7 separate regions of the Mus musculus genome follow, and all the other regions are linked to region 5. A link is a loop called in an ENCODE intact Hi-C map of the cell type or tissue named here. Cell type or tissue: heart. All regions are shown on one strand. Region 1 overlaps Tbc1d1 (TBC1 domain family, member 1). Region 2 holds the start of Tbc1d1 (TBC1 domain family, member 1). Region 3 has its middle 22 kb from the start of Pgm2. Region 4 overlaps Tbc1d1 (TBC1 domain family, member 1). Region 5 has its middle 63 kb from the start of Rell1. Region 6 has its middle 31 kb from the start of Gm31684. Region 7 holds the start of Rell1 (RELT-like 1).

Region 1 (4,000 bases), 360 kb before region 5:
GCAGCTAAGTAAAGACTGTGACTACTTAGTTAAGTAGCAGGGGCAGTGGTCAAAGCATCTCCACGGAGGAGGGCTGGAGAGAAAGGAGGCTGCCAGAGCACGGAGCCGGGTGACTCAGGAAACATACTTCCACTGCACAGCTGAGTGTGCGTGTCCACAGCTCATGACTTGGGAACTCACGAGAGGCCAGAAGTCTGTCAGTAGCTACTCTGTCCCAAAGCCAGTGTCCCTCTCTCTTCTTTCAGTTGGAGGTCAGCCCAGCCCTCCTTACTGGCTACACAGGCACAAGGTACTGACCCTATGCAAAGTCCAGCAGGCACTTCCGCTTCCAGAATGTTTTTTCCTTATTTTGTCTTAAACCAAGATGAACTCTACAAGGCCACCATAAAACTAATGCCATTTCATTCAGTACTTCCTATGTTGAGATCTCAAAGTAATCACAGATTATTTTTTTAGTAATCTTTTTTTTAATGTTTACATGATGGTTTATTTATTTTTATTTTTTAAAGATTTATTTATTATTATACATAAGTACACTGTAGCTGACTTCAGATGAACCAGAAGAGGGAGTCAGATCTCATTATGGGTGGTTGTGAGCCACCATGTGGTTGCTGGGATTTGAACTCAGGACCTTTGGAAGAGCAGAAAGTGCTCTTACCCACTGAGTCATCCTGCCAGCCCTGTTTTTAGTAATCTCAATGTATAGATAAGAAACCAAGATGCTAAAATCATATATTTTGTCCAACTAAGGAGGTAAGTTGTCTGCTTCCAGAACCAGATCACTATGGATTGGTAGAATCACGTGGTCCAACACACAGATGGCTCCAGGACATAAGTGAATACAGAGGAGGGATGAGGTAGAGAAAAGGCCAGAGGGGCAGGCTCAAGGCTTTCTGTAGCAATACTTCAATACTGAAGCACAATGGTGTCTAAGTTTAATAAGTACCCAGTGAAAACCAACTAAAAACCTTTCCAAATATAAAAAAAAAAGGTCCCTGATCTAGTCTAAGCAACAAACTCTGCACTGTTAGCCAGTCAGGGAAGCTTCAGGCCTCTAGGAAAGTTAGACTAGAATAGTTAGACCACACACTGAAAACCTCAGGCTGAATCCTAAGCCTCGGCCTCTTCTTCACCATACTCATGGTCGGGTCCTCTGACTGGGCCTAGCTAAACTCAAGATACCTCACCTCACCACGGTATACCCGTCTACCCCAACTCAATATGTTGTTTTTCAGAGAGAGCATGATTAATTTTAGCAATCTCCTATTCCTCTAAACTTGGAAATAAGCAAAATGTTCTTTAAGTATCATAGCGGCTTTATGGTTATAAGATTCAAGTACATACTCCAGAGTAGCTTTGATTCTTAGAACCTGTGCTAGCATGCTAGCACTGAGTATGTGGTGTACCCACACATACATTATTTGTGTATTTAGAATAAATACACATGTATTTCTCCTATTTTATACATTCTGGGACATAACTCAACTACATCAACTCATTAAGAAAACACTCTCGGGATGGCGGGATGGCTCAGCGGGTAAGAGCACTGACTGCTTTTCCAAAGGTCCTGAGTTCAATTCCCAGCAACCACATAGTGGCTCACAACCACCCATAATGAGATCTGATGCCTTCTTCTGGTGTGAAGGCAGCTACAGTGTACTTATTTATAATAAATAAATAAATCTTTGAGCCGGAGCGAGCAGGGCTGACTGAAGCAAGCAGAGGTCCAAAATTCAATTCCCAACAACCACATGAAGGCTCAGAACTATCTGTACAGCTACAGTGTACTCATATACATAAAATAATGAAAAAAATTCTCTAATTCTTTCTTCTTATGGTCATGTTACTGGTCCTTCCTATAGTTTGTGGACTGCTTGGTCAGAACATAACTTCCTGATAGAAGAACTTTCTTTGGGAGTGGGGAGGGGGGTTGCAGTATACGGAATTGAACCCAGGGTGTTATGCAAGCAAGGCAAGTACTCTGCCACTGAGCCACAGCCTTGCTGACTTTGGAGCCTTTTATATTTCAGGATTAGGGATGCTCAACTGGCAATGATAAAATGCTTGGTGGGAGTTGTTGGCCTAGAACCTGGGGCCTCACGCATGCTAGGTCAGGATGCTACCACTGAGATCCGTCCCCACCCAAGACCACCCTTACAACGGCTTCCAAGAAATCATTCCATTCTCCTTATTGGACTTGCAACCATAAAAATTAAAGGACCCAAAATTTGTTCTTCTTCCAAGGTGGCCTTTCATAGCTCACCATCTATTCCGCTAGTAATGTTTCACACACAGTGAGTAAAACACCCACTCCCAGATGCCTCGTGGCTCTGTTTAATAGTTAATGGATGCTCTCTATAGCTGTACAGTTTTCTGCCGCGGTTGGATGTTAACATGTAAAAGGGAAGTGAATGATTATTCTCCAAACCACAACAGCAAACCCTTGGTCCCAAATAGAACCTCCAGCTGTAACTTTCTGCATGCTCAGGCCCAATGCTGATTTACCAAGTGGAACTCAGCAGGAGCCAGCTCTGCAGATCAAGATCTCCTCTGCCTGTAAGGGCCAAGTCACTGCTGGCCCGTAGGGTCATTTCTACCATCATCTGCCTTATCTTGACAGCTCGTGTGGAAAGCGCTAGCGAGCCTCTCAGTTGCGCTCTCTCGTTAAAGCAAAACTCTCATTCCAGATATAGTTTATATGCTGTCAGCAAGCAGTAACGACATGGAAATATTTTTTTTTAAATGAATCAATCATGCTTCTTTCTAGAGCACTGTAATGACCAACGTGAAGCTTTTCAGGCTTTATGATGTTTATATTAATTTATCTCATAAAAAAATAACCAGGTAACATTTCATACCTATTAGGACAGCTACCATTATAAAAATCATTTCTGTAAGGATGCAGAGAAGTTAGGATCAGTGAATAATGGGGATATAATTATTATAGAAGAGTACAGGAAGGCTTGAAAGTTAAACAGACACACTGTGCGGCTGGTTTTATATCAACTTGACAGAAGCAAAAGTTGTCTGAAAGGAGGGAACTTTGATTGAGAAAATGTCTCCATAAGACTGGGCTATATGCAAGCCTATAGGGCATTTTCTTCATTAGTGATTGATGGGGGGCCCAGCCCATTGTGGGCGGTGCTATCCCTAGGCCAGTCATCATGGTTTCTATAAGAAAGCAGGCTGAGCAAGCCATGGGTTGCAAGCCTGTAAGCAGCACCCCTCCATATCACCTTGGGCCTCCAGGTTCCTGCCCTGTTTGACTTCCTATCCTGGCTTCCTTCAATAATTAACCTTGATGTGGAAGTATAAACCAAATAAACCCTTTCGTCCCCAAATTGCTTTGGATATGGTGTTTCACCACAGCAACAGAAACCCATATGAACACTCACCATATGAAGTAGCAAATTCACTAACTCTAAAGAATGGAAAGCAGAAACCTGAACAGATGTGTGTATACCAAAATTCTTAGCACTACTGCTCACACAGGAAAAGGCCAAAAGAACTGGAATGTCCAGTGATGAATAAATGAATCAACTGATAGAATATTATTCAGCCAAAGAAAGAAATAGGATCCTGACATGTATAAAATGAGCAAACCCAGAAGATGCAATGCTAAGTGAAAGAAACCAAAACCAAGAAACCAAATCCTACTGATTCCACTATACAGGGTACCTAGATTAACTCAAATTGTAGAATCAGAAAGGGAGAAAGCTCAGTGGTAAGAGACCTCAGTAAGTCACTGAACCTCCAATCAAAGCAGGGCACGCTGCTCGGGCCTCTAACTCCTGCACAGGGAACAGAGACAAATAGACTCTCAGCACTTACCAGCCGGACTAATCCAGCCAAAACCAGCTCTGGTTCAGTGAGAAATCCTGTCTGAAGTCAACAAGGCAGAGAAAGTCAAAGGAAAACAGCCATGTCCCTGCTCTGGCTTCTACACACACAGGCACACATATGTATACATTCACACACCACAAATTACCCCAACACACAC
Region 2 (4,000 bases), 250 kb before region 5:
ATAAGGGTAGGTTGTGTCAGGGAGGCCCACTGCAAAGCTCTCCTTTGGTATTAATAAGTCATAACTACACCAAAGCTTTTCCCCTTTTCTATGGGTTTGTAAATGACTGAACAAATCCACACCCCCCCCCAAAAGCATCCCTTTTAATGGTCCTCTGCTGGTTTCAGACTGTCCATTGCACCACATTTGGTCCCTTGGTCATTAGTTCATACATGCAGCCTTTTATGGGGTACCAGCTAACTCACTGCAGCATCTACCACACAGTAGAGCTCACGGCACATCAATGGTTTCTTACAGATAAACTTAAGAGAGTTGGTCCCTTTAACTTGATAGGAACGAACATTAAAGACAGGCACATCAGAGGCTCAGCTTCCCATTGCTAAGAGTTTTGCAAAGCACCCACCCGTTTATGTACTTTTCATGCCTCTTCCTGGTTCCTTAAGAAAGTCCTCAGGGTTCCCAGGGAGGAACTGACTCTGCAGAAGGGGGGCACCGTGAATGCTGAGAAAAGAGAAAAGAACTCGCTAGCCTCAGCGAGCTCTCAGGCAAGGTAGTGAGACCCTGAAAAGTGATACATTCCTACCTTTGGGTACAGCTGCCCTCTCCTTCTCCCATCCCACCCCTCCCACCTTGAGCAGGCTCCACAAACAATAAAGCCTAAGTGTGGCCATTCTCCAACTCATGGGAATCCCACTTCACATCGAGGGGGTCTTAAAAGGGATCTTTGCCCATGGAGGTGCAACGCAAAAAGTTTAGAAGTTTAGACTTGTAGAGACAGCTGAGCTTCCTGGGTGTGACCCATTTAAATTAGGTCATTCAAAAATTCCCTTCTAACACCTGGCTCTAAATAGAAGAACGGCTTGCAGCCACTAAGAGGACGAAGGAGGGTTGTACGTAGGAGGTGAATGCCTGCCATCATCAGTACCAGGGCGCTGAAGATGTTTGCTGAGAGAAACACTCATCACTTTCAATTTCTTTTCCTTTTTAAGCAACTTCCGGAGAACAAGGCATTTAAAATAAAATCACAACCAGGAACGCCACACCTAGGTGGGGTTCAAACAGAACGACACATCTTTTAGAAAAGAAGAGAACAGCAACCTGTGAAGTTAGAGTGAGCCTCTTACTCACGTAGCAACCCGGAAGCTGCTAGGAAACAATCAAGCCGGGTTTCAAAATGACCAGCACAGGATGTGCCCATAGAAAGAAATGTTGCGTGCACCGAGAAGCTGCCAAAGTTACCGCTGCAAAGTACCCTGAACTTTCAAAAGGCGGCCTGGGGTCACTCTGACCGGCCTCGTCCGAGCTGGATGCCTTACAAACACTTGTGCCCCGGTGATATTTGGCGGGAGGGAGTGGGGCGGGATATGCAAGGAGGAGGAGCAGGGGACCTGAGCACCTTCGTCGCAGCGCAGAAAGCATCAAGGTTTCTCCCCCCCCCCCCCACCCCCAAGCAGAGGACAACAAGGTAGCTCTGAAATCCCGCCTCTTCCCCCTCCCCCACCAGAGCACCCCAAGAGACCCGGCAGCAACGCCCTTGGGTGGCGGGACCGCGCCTTCTCTGCAGCAAGGGAGCTCAGGGGCATGCTGGAAGTGGAGGGTTGCCCCGCACCCTAAGGACCCAAGGTGGAACCTACCAGTGAGGTGGCACGCTCAGAACTCCGGGCTGAGCTAGGGCGCGCAGGTGCTCCCGGGCACCCAGAAGATGGCCTGGGCGGGCGGGGCGTCCATGGTCCTCAGCTGGCTGTGCTCTTGCCGCCCCACGCTGCTGGGGTGGGGGTCCACTCCACAGTCTCTGCTTCTCTTGCGGGTTGAAGAGACGGTCGGTCCGAGGTGGCTTGCAGCAACAGGCACCGCGGTGTGGCCGGCGGCGGCGACAGCAGCTGAGGAGGAGGAGGAGGTGTCTGCGCGCGGCTCGCTCGCGTTTCCTCCTCCCGGGCTGGGCGAGCGCTGGGGAAAGCAGAGGCGGGGGAGGGGGACAGCAGCCGGAATCTCCCTAGTGAGTCCCCCGGGAGCCAAGAACAGGAGTAGATGCCCTCCCTTCCCCTCCGCACCAAGCGACTCTGGCTAGGCGACTCGGCCCAGACTGGCGAGTCACAGGCGAGCAACAGCTGCTGCAGTGCGGGTCCTCCGCGGCCTCCCTCCCCTCGCTCCCCAGCGGTCCATCCTCAGCCCGCCCAGGGGCCACCAGGCGCCACCCCACGAGAGCTCGGGGAAGGTGCAAGCATCGCCACCCCATCCAGCCTCAGCGCGAAGTCCTGGCCCGGAATATTCCCTGCGTGCTCACAAGTGATTATGGCCCTCCCGGCGGGATGTGTGGTCACACACCGGGCTCTTGACCGCTTATTTATAGCAGGTAGCCCTGCCCGAGGCTGTTTTGGCGTGCGAGGTTCTCAGCAGGTGGCAGCGGAGCCCGCGCTCCCTGAGGGATCCTGCTTCTCTGCACGCACCCTCCGAAACGGACCCGGAGATCACTGCGCAGCGTACCCGCAGGCCACCCAGCCACCAGCCCTTCCCCCGCCTCATCCTTCTTGCATTGGGGTCGAATGGCAGGATGGGGGCTGGTGGGGGGAACCAGGAACCGAAGCAGGATGGGACGCTGGCACTCCAGGCAGCAAAATCGGGGACTCAGAGAAACACCCGGGATGAAGTGCCCTCCGCGGATTAGCCTCTACTAAACCCATCTCTGGCCAGGTGCGGGGAGTGACGCAGAGCCCGGACCGCGCGCTTTTTCCCTCTCTGCGTGCGGAGCACACACACGCACGCACTGCGCGTCTGTGTGCACGCCAGAGAGCCACAGAAACCTCTCAAAGCACCATTCCCGCAAGTTAAAGAGGCAGACTCACTCCAAAGAGCAGAAGGGATCCAAGAAAAGTGAGCGGTGCACGTGGCTTGGATTGTATCTAGAGCCCTCCGTAGCTGCCATGTGGGGTTAGTTCATTCTTTATTACACCATAGTTTGTCTTCCTAGTTTCAGATCGAGAGAGAGAGAGAGAGAGAGAGAGAGAGAGAGAGAGAGAGAGAGAGAGAGAGAGAGAGAGAGAATGAATGAGAATAGATATAGCCAGGAATAGTCTAAGGAAAAGAGTGTTGATTGGTTCGTGGAAAATGCTCCGCAGGAAAAGATCAGGTTATCCAGCTAAACTCTATCGTCTTCAGCATCATACTATCACTGTTTCATGCTTTTATCTTCAACCCCATTGTTAAGTTGTCCTTCCCGCTCTGTGGCCTACAGACCATGGCTACTTCCAGAAGGTCACCACGTCAAGACAAGCGACATGCCAGCCATTGAAGGAGCATCCCAGCCACATTTGGACCTATTGCTTAACTACCCTGCCTGGCAGTCTCCACCATAGAAGGGACAGAGAATTTCTGGAGCATGCTTACAGAATAGGGCCAGAGCCACCTCATCTACCATTTCCTTCCCTTATCTTGTCCTCACCCTGCCACCTCCTCCCTGCAAAACGTTTGATTCTGGAGTGCAGGAAGGCTTAGCAGTCAAGTAGAGACCAGATGGTAAAGGAAGGCAGTGCCTGGGTAGAGTAGCCTAGTAGTCCAGGCTCCAGCTGGTGCTGGGAGGAGGGGGAGCAGTTCATTCCCCCATAAGCTCGCACAAATTCCAGCTCAGAGATGTATACCTTAGAGGCAAGAAACCATGCTAACCCTGACCTGGCCTGGGGAAGTGTTGTGCCCATGTACCAGGCACCAGGCAGCTATCTCTACATCACCTTTCTAGTTCCCAGACACACAATAAAGAATTCGGAACTTTAAAAAAAAAAAAAAACAAAAAACAAAAAACAAAAAACAAACAAAAAAAACAACCCTTAACTGACTTATTGTAGACCTCAGGAGACAGCCTGCCTGCCTCACCCTTTGGGTTCCAGCAGCTCAGGAAGAAATAGTAAAATCTCTAGATCAAGGCTGGCATGTGGGGTTTGCAGAGTTAAAGACTGTCAAACAGGAAGAGAAATCTGTAGTCTCACTGTGAGCAGTGCCAGCCAAG
Region 3 (4,000 bases), 160 kb before region 5:
ATGGTTATTGCTTGTTGAAGCAAATGCATCTATTTCCATTAAACTGTCTTTATTATATTCTTTGGAAGCTCAAGATTCCACAGGATCTTAAGTGACGTGTTAACCTTTTGCTCTTTATATGTAATGTAATGTATTGTGGGAGTAAAACATAATATGCATAGTTTTCAGGGGGAAAAAGCATCTTTTCACTTTCGAATCCCTTATTTCTAAGGAGCGATGTTTTGCCTCCTAGTCATCAGGGACTATAGCAAGCCTTCAAGCCAGCACATCTGTTTGCAGAGACTTTATGGTCTAATTACCCAGATGTTCTGTTGAGAGCTCTCCTCAAATTTAAGGTTGACATAAATATACATTTGGAACTAGAGAGAAAATATGGTATTTTTCATACTTATGTAGCCAAGTGCATTTTAGTGACAATTTTCATATTTTACACATCTTTTTATTGTTTGTATTGTCATTGTTCTTCCCAAAGCATTTTTTAAAATGTAATTTTTTTACACATGGGTAGCAATTAAAACATACATGGTTTTTGTATATTTGGAGTGCATGCACTTGTGCCTGTGTGCATCCATGTGTATGTGTATATGTGTGCACATGTGCACATCTTTCAGAGCACTCAAGTGGGGGTCATAGCATCAGCCTTGTCAGAAGATGCCATTAACCATAGAACCAGATCCCTGGTCCATGGATGGCAGCTTCAGAAATTGAACTCTAGCTGATAAGGAATTATCTTGACAATAGAAATGTTGATATAATAGATGATATTATATTAGGTTACAGTTTACTCTTATATAGCGTATCCCCAAGTAGAAATGAAAATGGGATAGAAAAATAAATTTACATAGGAAATTTCTTCATATTAAAAAGATACCTTTTAGGGATACATAAAACATTTCATGTTTATCTTCATAATCCCAGAACTCAAGAGACTGAGGCAAGATAATTATTGTGAATTAGAGGCTAGCTTCAGCTACATAGTGTGTTTACACACATACACTCACATCATATATATATATGTATATATATTAAAAGGCATAATTTTCTTTCTTTTTTTAAAAGTTAAATTTTTATGTGTATGTTTCTATGTCTATAAGCATTTATTTTACATGTATTCAAATGTCTATGAAGGCCAGAAGAAGGCAGTAGTTCTCCTGGAGTTGGAGGAGTCACAGATGGTTATCAGATTCCTGATGTGGGTGCTGGGAACTGAACTTGGATCCCCTCAGAGAGCATCATGTGCCCCTAACTGCTAAGTTAGCTCACTACCCAGGGGTTATTTTCTTTCAAAGTGATTCATTGCAAACCACAATTGTGTGCTTTATGAATAAGAATAAAACCCTCTTCAATGTACAAATGAAAAGCTACTGCCATAAATTCTACCAACTAAAAATCTATTTTTGTATCTCATGTTAGTTTGAAATCTTTGTAAAAGATTCCAGCTATTTTATTATTTCCTTTTCTTTTAATGATGACTTGAAATTTTACCGGTTCTGAGTGGAGAAACAGATTTTAGTTGGCTCAAAAATGGGTTTGTCTGCCAGCAAGATGACTCACTTACAAACACACTTGCCACCGAGCTAGATAGTCTGAGTTTGACTCCCAGAAACTAAGGTAGAAGGAGAAAACTGACTCTCACAGGCTGTCCCTGACTCAAACACACACACACACTTCTCCAGGGAAGAGCCCCCAAATTGGTTATCCAGTACCAAGTGATCAACACTGAAGTCACATACATACTATTAGCATTTTATGGGTTAAGCAGGTTGAATTTATATATTTAGGAATGTATGTATGAATATATATATATACACAAAGAAAAAAGGACATGATTTTGAGAGAGAGAGAGAGAGAGAGAGAGAGAGAACAAGAGCAAGCAAGATGGATGAGGTGGTTTGGTTTGGAGGAAGGAAAGAAGAGAATGATGTCATTATGTTTTAAGTTTTAATTTTGTACTCTTCATTATTCATTGAAGAACAAAACATGAACAGCAGGAAATGTAATCCAGCTAAAACCGGAAGTGATTTTGAGGTCAATCTCTATGCTGAGCTTTCCCGGTCTGTGTCTACTCTTTTCACAGCTGGGTAAACTGGGTTTTAAACAGCCCCCTGATTTGTCTTAAATCACACTTGCAGCAGCAATGAGTCAGATCTGCCAAACAGTTCCAGACTTACTATAGGATGGGGATCATCTTACTGGTGAGGTCCTTAGTGGGGCTTTAGCATGCCTTTTCTAGTTGGCTAGCTGGGAGGCACTGTTGTACAGGAAAAGCATGGAGAAGGGTGGAGGTGAGATCTGGCTTTTGCCACCTGGTGGCAGATCGTGGCAAATTACCAGCGGAATTAATGGGAACAGTGACCAAGAGTCAGGAGCTTAGAAGACATGCCCAGGGCTTCAACTCATAGTCATGGCCATCATTATGAGGAATATATTTTCATTGGGAATAATGTACTCTAGTGGTATGCTTTTAATATTAACTACATATTTTATTATTAACTTCTCATTGATGCTTTAATTCTCCATGTTTCCCTACATTCTCAGCAGAAGATCTCTTGGTATCCTCAGTTTCCCTCATTTGCAGCAGGAGGGAGAAACTGAACAAAGCTTTTACCGTCCACGTGCTCGAGAGCTAAAGAAAAATAAATATTGGCCCCTCAAAGGAAAGTCTTTCAGTCAGAATTATCTGCATCAGCCTTCTACAAGGCAGATCACCCTACAAGGCACATAGATATAGTTCCCAGTCCCCTAGTATGCACTCAAAATACTGAACCGAGAAATGATTGTCAGGAGTTGCAAACTGGTGGGGGCATGCATAAATGACAGTAAAATAAACATTTCCAAATGAGCAGATAAGAGTAGGAGAAAAGTCATTTGGATTCACACTTCATAGACGTGCTAAAGTCACTTCAAATGGGCCAGAGAGTTCAGTTTTATTGAATTGCAGTATGCTGAAATAAAATCTCTCATGAAAAACATCCTAACAAATTGAGTACAGCTGTGGAGAGAAGTATTTGAAAATTTGAGCAGCACAGGCTGTGAGCACAGAGAGGTGCAATCCATATACACTCAGTAAGATGAATGTATGAACACATATAGTATATTCAAACCAACAGGGGAAGAAATGGCTGAATGGTGGGAACACTTGACAACACCTGACTCATTTGCTACGGAGTCTAACCACACACAGATGTAGAAACCAACAGGCAGAAAACACTCCGTAGCTAATTCAAGGTGATATGGAGCAAGGCATGAAGAACATTGTAGAAAGGAAATTCATGAGGGGGGGGAGTGTTAAATGTGAATAGAAAGAGTGATTTCCAGGGTAGTTGGAGATGCATGTTCGGCATGAAAAAACAAGATATGATGTTAGTAAATCACTGAAGAAGAGATGTATCCCTCTCCCCTTCCCTTCCTTTCCCTTCCCTTCCCTTCCCTTCCCTTCCCTTCCCTTCCCTTCCCTTCCCTTCCCTTCCCTTCCCTTCCCTTCCCTTCCCTTCCCTTCCCTTCCCTTCCCTTCCCTTCCCTTCTTCCCCTTCTTCCCCTTCTCCTTCTTCCCCTTCCCTTCTTCCCCTTCCTTTCTTCCCCTCCCCCTTCTTTCCCCTTCCCCTTCCTCTTCCCCTTCCCCTTCCCCTTCCCCTTCCCCTCCCCTTTCTCACTGTATAGCCCAGGCTGGCCTCAACTCAGAATCTTCCTGCCCCAGCCTCCTAATGCTAAGATATACATGTTCACTTTACAGTGTGTTTCAGGTGCTTCTAAGATTCTCCACATCTCACTTCTGGAGAGGTGGCTCAGTGGTTAAGGGCACTTGTTGCTCTTGCAGGGTACTGGGATTCCGTTTCCGTTGTTACCTACATGGCAGATAACAAAGCCTTCTGTAACTCTAGTTCCAGGAGTCCAACACTGTCTATTGGCCTGTCTAGACACTGTATGGACACGGTGCATGCACATACATGCAACGCAAAACACTCACGTACACAATTCATAAATAAGTCTTTTAAAATCT
Region 4 (4,000 bases), 370 kb before region 5:
ATGGCAAGCACCGAACATAGGATCTGGGACAAAACCTACTTTGACAACCTTTTAAAATAAAGCAGTATCTTACCTAGGGGGGCATTTGAGAGACTAAGTTAAAAATTAAATTTATCAACTGAATCCATCCTTCCCATATCTTTTTATAATTCCTCTCCTTTATCCTCTCCCCCTTCCGGTCTTTCTCCTATGAAAGCAGTCTGCTTTTTCTCAGCTATGCTAACACTGAGCCAGAGCACAGTGGAACCCCACAGGCACTGAATACGTGATGCTCCTGTTAGCAAGGAAGTATGTTTCCAAGAAGTTACGCCCCAATCTGAGCACACCTGCTCACACGGACCTTCACTGACGGCTCTGTCTGCTAGAAAGGAAAGACAAGCAGATTCTCCATTGCTCTAAACACCAGCACACTCTCTGCAGTAGGCAAGCACACAGAACGTATAGAGACTAACACAAATACCTCTGCCATACTTAAGTCTGGCCAAGTTAGCACCCCCAGACACTGAGGGGTGAGAGGAGCAGGGTGCTCTGGAACTGTCAGGTCCTCAGCTGTGTGGCACAGCCAGTGCACTCCCTGATGCCCCTCGGTCCCCCACCTGTAGACGGAACTGTCTTCCCAGATATGCCATGACCTTTAAATGAATGAATAGTCATTCCAACACAGAACAGAGTGTCTACTCACGTCTGTCACTTATCATGGCTGCTACCTACGTTCTGGCTTCTGCCCCTAGGGGAAACTGTTACTCTTTACTGGAATCTCCCGACCACCAGTACCACCCACCATGGCAAGCACTCTCTTGAATTTGGTGCTTATATTAATTCATATTTTGTATTTTAATTTACATCTATTCATAAAACATATGCTGCCTCACATGTACATAACCACCTAAGGAATAGATGCCACTATTAGTGTGGCCACTATCAAAGTCAGCATGAAGATTCGTCAAAACTCTAGAAAGAGAACTACCACGTGACCCAGGCAGGCCACTCTTGGCTGTGTACTCACAGGATTCTAAGCCAGCATACACAGAGCCACCTTCACATCCATGTTTACTGCAGTGCTAGTCAAATTAGCAAGGAACAGAATCAGCTTAGATGCCCATCAATAAATGAATGAATAAAGCAAATGTGGTGCAGGCATACAACAGAGTTTCATTCGGCCACATAAACGAACAAAATTATGCCATCTGAAGGAAATGGATGGAACTAGAGATAAACATGGTAACTGAAATAAGCCAGACTTAGAAGAACAAATGTCACTTTTTCTCTCATATGTGAAATCTCGATTTAAATAACACACACACACACACACACACACACACTGTCATACCACACCACACAAGTCTTTCTGCAATTATCTTTCTTCTCCCAATATTGTTTTAAATATTTATTCATGCTCAAAAATGCTTCTGGCTGACTCCCTTCAGCCAGAGTACAGTCTAAGTGCATTGTATAACAAACCTATTCCTGGCCCTGCTACTAAGTATTATTTACTCCATTTTCCGACTTTTAGGATGGAGGCTGCAGTGAACTCTCTTGTACATAGCTCCTGAAGCACTCACATAAAAGGTTTTGCAAGGGAAATAATGGGGACAACACTGCTGGGTCACAGGGTCTAAGCACCACAGCGACAGCAGGCATCCTCAAGTTTCTCTCCTGAGATGCTTCCAGGTCATAGCCATGGCACTGGGGCACAAGAGAATGCCTTTTCAGGACACCTGCAGCGTTCTTACACTTCTGCCAAATGATGGATACAGACCGCTCTCTGACTGTGGCCTAATTCCTACTGCTAGGACACATTTAAAACATGTCTTAACTACTCCAAGACTCTATGTCTTCTGTGAGATAATGTAATCTCAATTCAAAGGGCAAAAGCAACAAAGACCAGCTTCTCCCACGTGCTGTGGCTCCGAAATGTCTCTCGCCATCTTTAAACACAACCAACCGTCCCTCATTTTCTCCAGCTGTGCAACAATGAAAAGGAAGCCTATGGGGAGGAGGAGGCTCTCTAGCTTCTGTGTCTAAGTAAGCAGCCCCATAAGGGGCCCCCCGGGTCAGAGGGCGCTCACCTGCTTTGGCTCCCCAGTGTGGCTGTGCTCTTTTTGCTTCTCTTCATATAAGCACCTCAGAAAAGAAATAATTAATTCATTCTCTCGCTGCTCGTTTCTTGGTCTCAATTTCTTTTGGGGGGAAAAAGATCAGAAACATAAACATTACATTTCTTTTCTTATTGTCGACAAAACTGCAGTGTGCTAACAACCTCCACCCAGGAACGAGTGCTTTTCTTCCATGACCTCACTAGGGGGCACCAGTCACCCTAAGAGTGCAGGCAACTGTTTAACCGAACGGAGGGCAGAGCTAACTGGGCCGTATTTAGGAGTCATCTTCGATGTCCTTTTACCCAAGATAAAAATTTTAACGTCAAATAGTGGGGGTCAAAATAGTTAATAAATAAACAGCTTTTAAAAAGAGATAAAACAAAATCTATGTAAACACCCAGAGTCAAGTCATAATGGTTACACATTTATAAGCTCTTAAGACTGGGGATCTAGAAAGGAACTCGTCAATTGGATCCAGGGTCAAGCTGTTACGGGGTGAGTGCTCCCGTCATGTGGCCCGTGTGTCCCTGTGAAGCAGACACTTTGATGAACACGTGTATGCCAAGTTCTCAGTCGTCCTCCCACGCCCTCCTCTCCCCTCCTCCTCTGTCTCTGTCCCTCCCTTTCTACCCTCTCTCTGGTCCTTTAGCTCTCCTTTTTTAAATTCACAAGGACGTTTAATTTGCCAGCAGTGGCAAGGCACACTGCTTAACAAATGAGAACATGCAGGTTTTAGTTACCACTCATCCCACCTAGCCATAGTGGTTCACAAAATACTGTGGGCTCTCCCCTCCACCTTCCAAATCTTTGCATTTGAATTATCAGCCACAGGGTATTTTCAGAAGTCATCTAATTCAACACATTCCTTTCTGTGAATGAAAATAAAACCAATTGCCCAAATCACCCCAGAGAGACACAGAGTTCCTGGCCATCCGCCTTGTTCTTCTCTAACTCCAGACTGTGGCCTGCCCTTGAACAGGTCAGGAATGACGAGCGGACGGATCAGCTACACACGCAGCAGAGTCTGTGTCAGTGCCACCACTGGCTAATTTCTTCCCAGCTAACGAAGGGACATTGGCGTTATCCTTAGAGTCACAAGCATTAACGATAAGGAAAGCTTAATCCAGAATTCTGATAATCCAGCCTTCCGGAAAAGGTCATTTGGAATTGCAAGTTTTAAAGGTTGATAAGATGCCTCAGCGGATAAAGGCACTCACTGCCAACCATCTGACCTCAGTCTGATCACGGGAACTATGCAGTGCAACTCTGAGTGCTCGTGCACACACATACCAACAACAGAGATCCAGAGAGAGGGGGTCAAAACTTCAAACTGACAGAAAAATGAAGTAACAAGCAGGCATGGGGAAGTACTGCAGGAGCCAGGAGACCCCCAACGAACTCATTAACCACCCCAGGCAATGGCTGCAGCGCAGCAGAAATGCATTATCTGTGGTGTCACAGAGTCAAGAAATAAATACTTCCTCAGAATCTTTTTGAAGTATGGCGACGCTACCCTCCCACTGCATTCAAGAAGATCAGGGATGTGTCGCCACCCTAAAATCTCTCCTGTGGTTCACCATTCTCTACAGTGGCTAAACCACTACTTCTTTCAGTTTTTATTCACATCCATTAATCAGAGTGACAATCACAAAAATGATTATGAATCAAGTTGAGTAGCATCACTTTGTGGTCAATAATTTGTTCACAGTCAGAGGTGCCAGAAGCTGGTATGGCAGTTACCAGGGGCAGTGATATCTAGGACAGTGACAGGTGCATTCAGCAGCAGAGAAAAGGCTCCATGCTCACCCTCAGTGCTGACCGAAATGGTGCATACAGCATCCACTTGTGTGCTTTTCTATAAATGTGTTATATGTCCATTTAAACAATCAAAACAGCCAAGC
Region 5 (4,000 bases):
TATAGAAAGCTATTTCAGGCCAGAGCTAGAAACAACGTTTCTCCAGGGTTAGGTCCACCCTGTATTCTGAGGGAGGTGTTTGTTAGAAAGTTCTCAGCATTTCCTGGTTTGAAGTTCTGCATCATTGAAGATCTGTGTCTTGAGATATCCTTCTCTGTGGGTATCCTATTCCTCCTTTTAAGGCCATCTGCCCCCTGGCTTAGGGGCCCACTGCAATCCATCATAAGAACTCATCTTAACTTGGTTACATTTGCAAAGATCCTAGCTCCCAGAAGGGTCACGCGAGGCCTATTCTAGGTGTTGAAATTTCAGTATCAATGTGGGTTTTTTTTTTTTTTCTGGGTGCGAGGGAGCAGGACAAGGGCATACAACTCCATTCCCTCGAGGATAGTGCCTGTAATGAAAGCTCTTACAGATTGATGCCTTTGGCACGGTGCTCTCTCTCCCCACTTCCCCCACGCTCCTCTGTCTCGCCTATTTCTAGCCCCTTACTACGTTCTGGCCCAGACGGTGCCCCAGGCTCTTCTTGTTTTCTTGTTCCTTGCCCCAGTGTTGTAGAAAATATTTAATCTCAATTTGAGGTTTCTACCCTGACTTTGACCATTTTTTTTTCCTAGATAAAAGACACAGGGAACCTTTATATTTACAAGCCTTAAACAGCACAGCTGGGCAAATATCTACCTTCTATGCTGTTAAAATATATTTCCTGTTGATAACCCTGAGTTATTACTGTTTCACATGGGCTGCTCTTAACTCCAGTTGGCCAGCCCTCAGGGCTGTGCTTTCTTGACTCCTAACCCAGGGCATCTTACTCCCCTCTCCACCTTTCTCTCTCCCCTTGTGATCATCTCCAACTCCAATGCTGCCGGGAACACTAAGCCCCCACCTATCTCAATTTTGCCCAGCTATAGGCTGTAGGCATCTTTATTCACTAATCAGAAATAACTTGAATCTATGTGGGGACTCTCTGGGACAACCAAGTCTTGCTCCCCTCACACTTAGCATTACAATTCATAGCAACAGACCAAACCTCAACATCCCATCCTTAGGACCAACTGCGAATCTAAGGAGCCCTAAGTCATTTTGCTAGAGAATGGTATTTTTTAAAATAAGGACACAAGCTGTGCTCATTGATACTGGGTGTCGCAGCCTCTGCCCTCTGTATAGTAATCCATATAGTATACACATCTTTGTGTTTCTGTGTGCTAAGAGTCCAAGTCCACACGGTACCTCTGACTCCGTACTTGTTCCATTCATTTTAACCTTATGTTATTTTCAACTTTGTAGGAAACACCACTCTTACTATATAAGAACGTTTTCAATGCAGGCATGCACATTTAGGGCCTGAGGTTCTCTCCACAGTCATTCCCGCCTTCATCTGTGTTCACAGGCACTGTCAGGGTTGGGAATGTGGCAAATCATGGCCAGTCTGGATCCCCTGGTCAGTGCTCTCTGTATCTGGGCTCCTGGAGGATCTATGGTTTTGGGGGTGGGGCACTGTTTATGGTTTTGCACACTTCTGCAATTCCTTCTCAAGTTTGTCTTGCTGGCCAGCCTTGCGCTATCCAAAACTTACAGTTGAAAAAGTGAAGGTTAGGGGACTTACAAATGGGGTCCCCGCAACTTGGAGCTTTGTAGCCAAGTGTTTGACGCTGAGCATCCACCTTACACAGAGATAGCACTTTGGCCCCCTCTTCTGGTTGGATGTAGGAACTGCAGTGGGGCATGATCCGGCCATTTGTGTGTACTGGTGTGCAGAGCCCCCGTGATGTGTTGGCAGAATGAATAAACCTTTAAAAATAAAGGATATCACTAGCTAGCTAATGGGAGTAAAGGAGCGAGTTTGGTTTTTTTTTCCTGATCATTTTTTTTCTGACCCTGTCAATCTATCTTGTTTTTCCCTTCAAACGCTTCCTCACTGTCTGAGGCCAGACAGTGCCTGTGAACACAGATGAAGGCAGGAATGACTGTGGAGAGAACCTCAGGCCCTAAATGCTGTCATAGAAATGGTGTGACTAAGCAATTGGGACTCAGAGAGATAGCTTGACCTTCGATGTAGAGCTGAGCCTTACCTCTGCCACTCACGCTGTATGCTGGGAACCAGGCTCTTGGCTTCTTTGAGGCTTAGCATTTTCCCGAGCCATCGTTTGCACAGTGGATTTGCTTGTTGGTTTACTTTTGCATGTGGATGTGGTGTGTGTGTGTGTGTGTGTGTGTGTGTGTGTGTGTGTGACATGCCTGTGTGTTGTACATTCTCATGTGTGTGGGCATGCATATGTTAATACTGAGTGTCTTAAATTTCTCTTTACTTCATTGGGTTCTCTAACTAAACCCAGGCACCACTGATTTAATTAGTCTAGCTACCCAGCTTGCTGTAGGGATCCCTTTGTGCTTTTTTAAGGAGTAGAAAATTCACACAAAATCGTGATGCGTGCCATAGCCTGCCCGTAAACTCCCAGAAGGCACTGCTGTTTTAGTGGGTATTGGTGCCACTGTTTTGTATGGCTATAAACAAAATACCTGGGGTCGAATGGTTTCAAAGGATAAAAGGCTTAACTGCTCCCAAGTTTGGGAGGTTGAAAAGTCTGAGCTTAGCAGCCACATTTAATAAAGCCCTTGATGTTCACTGGACAATGGCAGGTGCACCATCACTGTAGCAGGAGGGTTTGTGAGACGGGCCAAGGAAGACTCAGAGAAGAGGAAAAACCGCTCTCAGGGTAACCAATGCAACCCCACAAGACACAACTCACTCCTTAATTCTGTCTTGAGACCTGATGCTGTTACTTGAGAAATAAACAGTTTGTTCTTGAGAGTGGAGCCTCCACAGCCTAATGACCCTTTAAGATCCCACGGGCCCTCAACATGATTACCTTGTGAAGAAGGAACGCTAAAAGAAAGAGTCACCTTAATATGAGCTACTCACTTTAAGGGTGATGTGACCTAAAAGTCTAAGTGGGGTCAACTCCTGTGTGTGCACCGGTCAGTATGGGATGAAATAAAGGGGATAAAGTTTGTTCCAGATAAGTGCCTCTGTATTGTAATTTTAATGATGGGTGATAATTGATGATGTAAGTGGGAAAGGGTCACTTTATCACTTTAGAGATGGGTGTAATCAGAAGTGGTTTGGAGAGCTTTGGTGTGTAGCAGTTAAGACTTAGTTTCTAAGATGTTGAATGTGACTTGTGAAAGTGAGCCAGTGACCTCAGCCAAGTGACCAGAAGACAGCTAATTGTGATGGTTTGCCAGGAGCTGGGCAGGTGAGCAGCACTGTATGTCTTAGTGTTGTCTTGTGGTGCAGAGGGAGTCCTGGCCATCGCCTCTGCTTTACACATGGATGTGACTGGAGCAATGGGTCTCAGTACGCCCAGGCAGGATTTGCTTGCAGACACAATTGATGGAGAGGATTTCAGTCCATAATTCAACCAATAGCCATCTCTCCCAGCAAATTACTTTTGAAGTAGTGTGTATATAGTTATTTCATCTTGCTATAAATAAGTAAGCCATAAATAAATAATTTATGGTTTAAATATGACATCCATTTTTACTAGATTGTCACTTGGTTTATGGCTAATGTCATGAAAACCTTTATGAGTCTGGATTTGCAAATTCATAGTTTAAGCCTTTGGCTGCTCTTCAGTCATTGTTTTAGACAAGAAGAACTTGGAATGGAACCTAGGGTTTTGCACATGCAAGGAAAACACTTGACCATTCAAGCGATCTCCCCAGACTTTTCTTTTTCCCTCCCTCCTGTCCATCTGTCCTTCCTTCCTTGCTTGCTTCCTTGCATTTGAGACAATGAATCATTATATAACCCAGGCTAGACTTGAACTCAAAACCTTCCTGCCTCATCCTCTGGAGGGCTGGGATTATGGAAATGTACCATATGCCCCGCTGTTACGTTGTTATTCTATCATACATTCCTCATATCATTTTGCTTTCAAAGCATCAGGATTCTCCTTTTTTGTTTTAGATTTATTTTAGTTTATGTTTATGGATGTGT
Region 6 (4,000 bases), 940 kb before region 5:
TCAGGTAGCTGGCAGGAGACAGGACCAGATGAATGCTTTTCTAATGTTTTCTGGACTAGTTACTTTTCTCACAGGACTAAGATGGACTGCTGAAGATAGACTAATACAGCCCCACCTGGGTGACAGAGCACTCATTTTTTCTTTCTTTGTTAGTCCCTTTCTCCTATTTGCACGGATGCCCACTTTGAAGCTGAAAGTTTAAACTGTGATTTTTAATTATGTATGCATTTAAAAATAAAACATGTAGCTTTAATGCCCTTTTCTTCCTCTTTCTTCTGGATTCACTATGTACCGTGGCTGGCTTGGGACTCAGTATACCAGGCAGGCTTAGAATTCATAGAAGTCCACCTGCCTCTGCCTCCCAAGGGCTGGTATCGAACTCATATACACCAAACCCTTCTGGGTATTCTTTACATTTTTCTTCAATTTATTAAAAATATTTATTTTATATGTTTGAGGATATCTTAATTACTTTTCTATTACTGTGCTAAGACACCATGACCAAGGTAACTTATAGAAGAAAGAGTTATTGGGCTAAGGGTTTTTGAGGGTGAGTCTATGACCATCATGGCTGAAGCATGAGAGCAAGGAAGGCAGAAACAGCACTGAAGGAATGTAGGTGTACTAAGACAACAACTACGGGATGGGGGAGAGCAAGAGAGAGAAAGAGAGAGGGGGAGGGGGAGGGGAAGGGAGAGGAAGAGAGAGGGGGGAGGGGGAGGGGAAGGGAGAGGAAGAGAGAGAGAGAGAGAGAGAGAGAGAGAGAGAGAGAGAGAGAGAGAGAGAGATTGATTTAGGAATGGTGTGGGCTTTTGAAACTCAAAGCTCTCACCTCAATAACTCACTCTTCCAACAAGACCACACCTCTTAATCCTTCCCAAACAGTGCCACCAACTGAGGGCCAAGCCTTCAAGCACAGGAGCCTATGGAGGCCATTCTCATTCAAACTGCCAGGCTCTGTGTGGATAAAGGTACATGCCACCACCAAGGTGACAACTTGAGTTCCATTCGCAGAGCCAACGTGGTGGAAGGAGAGACTTGACTTCTTCATCTCACTTTGTGGCACATGGGGATTCCCAGACAAATCCACTAAAAGAGTTTGCATGTGAGTGACAGATTTCAGCCTTGGGAAGAAATATATCTTACCTAGAAATCAATAAAAGACACTTATATTGTCACAACTAAGTTTCAGCATTTTCCTTTAACGCCAGCCATCTGGCTTGACATATGATTATGGTAACAAAAACAGCCTATTCTCCAAATAGTGACCTGGTTTATGCATCATTTTTCACTAAGGGTCTTTTTTTTTTTTCCATTGGAGTCAGGGTATGTTCTGTCTAGTCTGTTCAGGTCTAACGATTCATTTGCCCCCACTACCCCAGTCTATCATTGAACAAAAATCCAGCTACATGGAAGCTGAGTGAAACATCACCAATTTTTATGAAAAAAAAAAAAAGAAACAAAAACAAAACCAAAACAACACAACAACAAAACAAACTGAAGGCAAATCAAATAGTAAACCTGGCAGCTAAACCAACTCAGGACACTTAGCACCTTTGTGACATTTCTGAGTCAGGACAAAGCACTTTCTCTCAATGACAGCTGCCTGAGATCTGAGAGGAAAGGGGACTTGGGGGTAAAGAAGAAACCGTTCTTTTCCTTCTCCCTCCCCCTCCCCTCCCCCTCCTCTTCCTCCTTCTGCTCCTCTTCCTTCTTCTTCTTTTGCAAAGAGGCTGTGGTCTGTCTGACATGCAAGCCTGGTGGGTGACCTGAGTCCCATCCCCAGAAGCCATTTAAAGGTAGAAGAAAAGAATTACTTCCATAGAACTGTCCTGTGACATGCACTGGGTACATCCCTCACCAGGTCATCACACACACTCTCATAATAAATAAAATAAAATAAAATAAAATAAAATAAAATAAAATAAAATAAAATAAAATTTAAAAGTACTTGTCAGCTTGAAAAGAAATTGAGAAGCTAGGCTTTGGGCCAAACCAACCAGGCAGAAACCACAGAACAGAAAACAATATGATAAAAAGGAGGACATTTCTGTGTTTTGTATACTGATTTTTATTGTGTAATTTTATTAATTTTTTTAATAAACTTTAACATCTGTTTTGATGGGATAGTTAGTATTCACACATTATTTTTTTAAGTATAAAATTATGTTATTTACAAGCATGGATAATTTTAGTCCTTCCTTTCTGTCTTAGTTAGGGGTTTCTATTGCTGTGAAGAGACACCATGACTATTACAGGAAAACATTTAATTGGGGCTGGCTTACAATTCAGAGATTTATCATCATTGTGGGAAGCATGGTGTTATGCATGGTTCAGGAAAGATAGCTGAGAAGTCTGTGTCTGGATGTCAGTCCGTGTCAGCAGGAAGAGATTGTCACACTGGGTGTGCCTTGAGCATTTGAAATCTCAAAGCTTGCCCCCAGTGACATACTTGCTCCAACTAGGCCACACCCACTCTAGCAAGGCCACACCCACTCCAACAATGCCGTACCTTCTAGTAGTACAAGCCTAGGGAGGCCATTTTTTTCTCAAACCACCACATTTTCCAATTTGAATATTTTTCATTTCTTTCTCATGACCTTCCAGGGCTTCTAGTATTCATAAATAAGAATACTAGAAGTATATATACTGAGTATATACACTCTTGTTTTGTCTTCAGTCTTAGAGAAAGTGCATTTGGTTTTTCCCATTCTTTTGTTGTTAGTTAAATTTGTAATAGTCTTCTTTATGTTATCATACAATCCTTCTATGTATATTATTTTTCAGGGCTTTTTTTTTAAACAATTTCTTTCTTTCTTTCTTTCCTTCTTTCCTTCTTTCCTTCTTTCCTTCTTTCCTTCCTTCCTTCCTTCCTTCCTTCCTTCCTTCCTTCCTTCTTTCTTTCTTTCTTTCTTTCTTTCTTTCTTTTAAAGATTTATTTATTATTATATCTAAGTACACTGTAGCTGTCTTCAGATGCACCAGAAGAGGGCGTCATATCTCATTACGGATGGTTGTGAGCCACCATGTGGTTGCTGGGATTTGAACTCAGGACCTTCCGAAGAGCAATGTTCTTAACCACTGAGCCATCTCTCCAGCCCTCAGGGCTTTTTATTACACAGATAAATTGAATTTTATCAAATAGTTTTTTTTCTTTATTGAGATGATCATATGTTTTTTTCTATCATTCTGTTGATATAATGTATAGCATTTGTTAATTTGCATGTCATGCTGATTAGATTTTTGTCAACTTGACACAGACCAGGGTCATCTGAAAAAAAGGAATCTTCAATGGAGAAAATACTTCCATGAGATTGGCCTGTAGGCAAGTCTGTGAAGCATTTTGTTGATTGATGATTGTTTTGGGAGAGTCCAGCCTGCTGTTGACAGTGCTGGTTGAGAAGTGGCCCTGCATTGTATTAGGAAGCAGACTAAGAAAGCCATTTAGCATCTTTCCTCCACGTTCTCAGCTTCAGCTCCTGCTTCTATGTTCCTTCTTGAGTTCCCTCCCTGATTTTTCTTCATGATAGACTGTGATCAGGATGTATAAACCAAATAAGGTCCCTTTTCCCAATGGTGGGTTAAATGATATGGTTCTTGTCTCACAAATTCTCAGGCATTTGCATTCCTGTTTCCCAACTGGTGACACAATTTGGAGAGGCTTAGGAGATGTGCCTTTGGGTGGTGGTTTGAATAGGTATGGCCCCCATAGACTCACGTGTTTGAATGCTTGGCCCCAAAGGGAGTGACACTGTTAGGAGGGGTGGTCTTGTTGGAGTAGGTATGGCCTTGCTGGAGGAAGTGTGTTGCTGTCAGGTGGGCTTTGAGGTCTCAGATGCTTGAGCCCAGGCTCAGTGGCACACAGCTCTTTTCCAGCTGCCTGTGGATCAGGATATAGCACTCTCAGTTTCTTCTGTAGCACTATGTCTGTCTGTATGCTGTCATGCTTCCTGCCATGACAATAATTCGCTAAACCTCTGAAACTGTTTTATGGGGTTTT
Region 7 (4,000 bases), 62 kb before region 5:
AGGAAACAAACCGGGAACTCAAGCAGGGTAGGAGCCTGGAGGCAGGAGTTGGCCCCCAGACCGTGGAAGGGTGCTGCTTATTGGCTTTGTTCCTCGTGGCTTGGACAGTCTGCTTTCTTACAGAAACCACAATCGGCTGGGCCCTCCCCCATCAATCACTCATTAAGAAAAATGCCCTACAGACTTGCCTACAACCTGATCTTATGGAGATATTTTTTTCCAATTGAGGTTCTCAGACAAATCTCTAGTTTGTGTTGAGTTGACAAACAAAACAAAACAAAACAAAAAAAAAACTGGCCAGCACAATGTCTTTCCTCTGCATTCTTTCTCAGACCTTTCCCTTTGATACATTTGTCAGACTACAGGATGTGCCACAAATTGTGCATAGGATCCATAGTTCCTGTCTTTGACTCAAAGGGCAGGGCCTCCAACCTTCAGCTTCTCTCCCTGGTAATTCTCACATCATTGCTATTTGTAACAGAAGGGTGGAGGGTGTTAGAGAGGAGAAATAACTCCCCCTTGAGCATTAGAGGCCACCAGTCAGTTTACAGAAGGGGCTGAAGACCCACCCTCCATTCAGCTCACATCTGTCAGGACTGGGCTTTAAGGACCTTGTGTGGAGTCTCCACGGATTAGTTAAAACGAGGCTATTGGTTAGTTAAAAGGAAGCTAGTCAGAAAAAGGTACATTCCCCTTTAACAACTACTTCTGCCCTCTTAGTGCATGCTGTCCTTGAGCCAGGAGCTGAGATTAAACCTGCAAGCAAACACTGGAGATACATGGATCATGGTGGCCCAGGTCATGCAGACTTCATGAGCTCACTTCCTGGCCGGTGACATGGGGATAATACTCACCTTACCGAGCTGATGTGAGGATATGAAGACAGAAGTGACTGGAAAGTTGAAGAATTGTTCCAGGGGAGTGTTTGCAAGATGATTAAAACAAAACCCAGTCCAACGCAAGCAAACAACCAGTGTGTGGGGACGTGTTCCTCAATAGAAGTAGCTTAGACAGAATGGGATGGGGACAATTAAAAAAGTTTTTTTTTTTTAATTTATTCTCCTTAATGTTTAAACGATCAACCATGACTTTGAACGTAGCATTCCTTCCTAGACCACTAACGAAGGTTAATTAACTGGGTAAAGACTCCGATTGAGAAAAAAAAAAAAAACATCGCGCCATTCTGAAACTGCTGGTCCTGTCTGCTCTCCATCCTGGGCTTCCTGGCCTAACCTCTGCCTTCCTCTTCCCGCATCTGACTAGTCCCAGGACCCAGGAGAAGGGAGTAACCCGCCCCAGCCTGAGGCTCCCGCGCAGACCCGCCACTTGGCTGGGCAGGGTTAGCCCGCCCAGCAGAGGAGGCGGAGAGGGTCAGCAGTGGGCGGGGCTCGGGGTGGGGCCACGGCTTGGGCGCGCGGCTGACGCGACCCAAGGGTTTAGAGGGGAAGCGGGAGTGACAGGAGAGGCGCGGCCTGGACTCGGGGGCGGGGTCATGCGTGCGGAGGCGGGTCCAGGCTTCAAGGGACCGGGGCGCGGCGATCAGGGGCGGGGCTTCCGTGCGGTGGGCGGGGTCCTGGCGGGTCCAGGCTGAGCGGGTAGGGGCTCGCGGGGGCCGAGCTCCTGCATTCAATCCACCCGGCAGCCCTCGAGCTGCACCGTCTACCCCGACCCGGGACGCCGCGGCCGGGGCGAGGAGGGCAGAGGGACGCGGCGATGGCTCTGTGGGGACTCCCGGGGTCCGCTGTGCTTGCTGCTTCAGTGTTCGTGGGAGGCGCTGTGAGTTCGCCGCTGGTGGCCGCCGGTGAGTGCTTTGGTCCTGGTCGGGACGCCTGGTGAGTTGGGTCTGCGCACGGAAGGGAGCCAGGGGCTCGACGAGTCGGTCGAGCCCACAACCCCGCCGCGCCCTGAGTTGCGCGCGCCCTGCTGTGCTACCGGATCTGGCTCTGAACATCTGGGTGTCCCGGGGTGGCCCGGGCAGGGTGCGGCGCGCAGCGCGGCTCCAGTCCTTCCCCACCCGCCTGCCGGGGTCCCGCCTTCCCTCCCCGCCGCTTCTAAAAAACGGCGGGACCCCAACTCGGATTCTTCAGGATGTCGCTTTCCTGGGATGCCTTCTCCCTAGCCGTGGACCCCTTTCTACTGTCCTGGTCCTCAGAGGCCTCACCAGGCGAATATCTTGACACCCGGGATAGGGTTCTGCTTTCCAGCCTCCTTCCTCGCTTTATTTTCTTCTTTCCTTTTCATTATGTTAAAGCCTTGAAAGTGCCAGTCTTTGCAGGTGGTTATGGATTCTTTTAGTAAGTCGGGAATTTCTCACTCCTTCCCATACATGCTGGATAAATTAGGCCGGGAAAGAGGAAAGACATCTATAATGTATACTGCTTTTTCTTTGTATCAAATCCTGTCATCACAAAAGGAACCTCTGTGGTCGGGGTGGAAGCCACCAAGCCGAGACGCTGAGTGCTGTCTTCAACTACAAGCCATCAGCGGGAGTTTCTAACTGAAATCTAAGAGGTCTACCTTTTACTTAAGGACGCCTTTGCCTTGTGCTCCTGTTTTTATAAGGCACACACCAGGGATTCTTAATAATTGTTTCCCCCTCTTAATTGCCACCTCGCTGCAGTACTTAAAAAAAAAAAGTTAAGCCTTCCTGGCCGTTTGGGGTTACCACAGGCTGATTCTTACGTCAGCAGGCTCTGCCAAGCTTGCCTTCAGGGGTGGCTCCTCTTCAGGCCCAAATAATAAGCAGCTGGAAGGCTTCCAACGGTGACTGTCTTCTCTATAAAATATACGTGCTGCTCTTCTTTTTGGAGAATGTTCTAGTCACTCGGAGCTTTGGAGCCTGCTTCTCATTTGTCCTTTACTTTTTCATGGGCATCAGAACGAGCTAGCAAGGGAACAGGATAGATAGACGATGTGTCTCCTGGGTATTTATTAGCAGATCCGCATTTCCTTCAGCCATCTACCCAGGGGAAAGGGAAGCTGGTGACTCGTTCTATTGGATGGGAGATTTTCCCGTGCATCCTGGGCTTCTTTCCCGAGACTTGTAACTACAACATAGTTTCAACGTAGATTGGAGACTGCAGGTAGTAAGTGGTATCACTTGTTGCAGAGTTTGGAACAATAACAGAAAAGATGAACCTGGGAGCAAGATTGTTACAGTTTAGTAAGTGAGGCATGTAACCAGCCATCATCAGGAGAAATCCATTCCTAGAGTGGGTTTTTGTTTTGCTGGGTTTCTGAACAACATCCGGGTGTCAGGCCTGCAATGTGACTGAAGAAAGTTCTACGGAGTGGTGCTATTAGTAACCTTTTATGAGTGAAAGTTAGTGCTTAAAAAGAATGAAGTACCTAAGGTGGAGAGGATAGAACTTCCAGTTTGTTGGCTGGCTTAGGGCCTGTATCAAGAGATGAGCCTGGAACATCTGGCAGCTGATCTCTTTGGACTCCAAGTCCAGAAGTAGGAAGAAGGAGATGGCATCTGATAGAGACAGCCTGCCGTGTGCTTTAGCTGGGTGCTTCATGTGTATTTTAAAACTTATTCCTCATGACCCAAGATGTGTTTATTCTCTGTAGATCAACTGAGGCCTGTCATTACATAGGCACTGTATCAGTAAGCATTGGTTGGGTGGGGTGGGAGGTAGGGGGAAGGGAGAGGGGGGTGGGGGGTGGGGGGATAAATACAGCCTGTTTGGTTTTAAATTCATCATCTTTCTACTGTCCCCCATGCTTCCCAGAGAAAATAGAGGATAGGTCAGCCTCAGCAACCTGACTTAAATTGTAAGGTAGTTAGTTCTAAGATGCCCAAACATCACATCAGGAGTATGTAGTCATCTGAGCCATACAGTGGAGAACCGACAGAGAGCTTCTCAGAGGGTGGGTGGCAGTCTCTATCACTTCCTTTTTTTTTTTTTTTTTCTTTGAGACAGGTTTTCTCTGTGTATCCCTGGCAGTCCTGGAACTCACTCTGTAGACCAGATTGGCCTCGAACTCAGAAATCCGC

The links. Peaks named below come from ENCODE experiments on the same cell type or tissue, not always from the same donor. Only the 100,000 strongest peaks of a DNase experiment are listed, where the experiment ranks them.
Region 1: a loop joins it to region 5, with 6 times the contacts of the local background. A loop is called at or near these places in 28 of 42 quality-filtered maps.
Region 2: a loop joins it to region 5, with 2.7 times the contacts of the local background. A loop is called at or near these places in 2 of 42 quality-filtered maps.
Region 3: it touches region 5 in a loop (8-fold over the local background); 39 of 42 quality-filtered maps call a loop at or near these places.
Region 4: it touches region 5 in a loop (10-fold over the local background); 29 of 42 quality-filtered maps call a loop at or near these places.
Region 6: it touches region 5 in a loop (8-fold over the local background); 2 of 42 quality-filtered maps call a loop at or near these places.
Region 7: it touches region 5 in a loop (3-fold over the local background); 15 of 42 quality-filtered maps call a loop at or near these places.

The regions. Positions count from the first base shown.
Region 1 is chr5:64,265,936-64,269,935 of GRCm38, reverse strand. The region is part of intron 6 of Tbc1d1 (TBC1 domain family, member 1); the gene reads right to left. Among named protein-coding and RNA genes, the nearest start is that of Gm38634, 11 kb to the right of the region's middle. In heart, no CTCF peak of the experiment used is centred here; no DNase peak of the experiment used is centred here.
Region 2 is chr5:64,158,140-64,162,139 of GRCm38, reverse strand. It overlaps Tbc1d1 (TBC1 domain family, member 1), which reads right to left and starts at 1,880. Exons shown (of 22, transcript NM_001310611.1): 1 at 1,635-1,880. In heart, a CTCF peak has its summit at 2,193; a DNase peak (open chromatin) is centred at 2,059; H3K4me3 peaks cover 2,839 bases; H3K27ac peaks cover 2,110 bases; H3K27me3 peaks cover 422 bases.
Region 3 is chr5:64,068,513-64,072,512 of GRCm38, reverse strand. No RefSeq gene overlaps it. Among named protein-coding and RNA genes, the nearest start is that of Pgm2, 22 kb to the left of the region's middle. In heart, a CTCF peak has its summit at 2,272 (motif pointing left); a DNase peak (open chromatin) is centred at 2,252; H3K27me3 peaks cover 1,857 bases.
Region 4 is chr5:64,273,575-64,277,574 of GRCm38, reverse strand. It overlaps Tbc1d1 (TBC1 domain family, member 1), which reads right to left. Exons shown (of 22, transcript NM_001310611.1): 8 at 2,070-2,180. Among named protein-coding and RNA genes, the nearest start is that of Gm38634, 18 kb to the right of the region's middle. In heart, a CTCF peak has its summit at 2,292 (motif pointing right); no DNase peak of the experiment used is centred here.
Region 5 is chr5:63,904,358-63,908,357 of GRCm38, reverse strand. It overlaps a transcript of Rell1 not described here. Among named protein-coding and RNA genes, the nearest start is that of Rell1, 63 kb to the left of the region's middle. In heart, no CTCF peak of the experiment used is centred here; a DNase peak (open chromatin) is centred at 1,687; H3K27me3 peaks cover 2,233 bases.
Region 6 is chr5:64,845,896-64,849,895 of GRCm38, reverse strand. No RefSeq gene overlaps it. Among named protein-coding and RNA genes, the nearest start is that of Gm31684, 31 kb to the right of the region's middle. In heart, no CTCF peak of the experiment used is centred here; no DNase peak of the experiment used is centred here.
Region 7 is chr5:63,966,447-63,970,446 of GRCm38, reverse strand. Rell1 (RELT-like 1) reads left to right here and starts at 1,550. Exons shown (of 7, transcript NM_145923.4): 1 at 1,550-1,801. The coding sequence starts at 1,714. In heart, a CTCF peak has its summit at 1,749; DNase peaks (open chromatin) are centred at 696, 1,446 and 2,686; H3K4me3 peaks cover 2,565 bases; H3K27ac peaks cover 2,310 bases.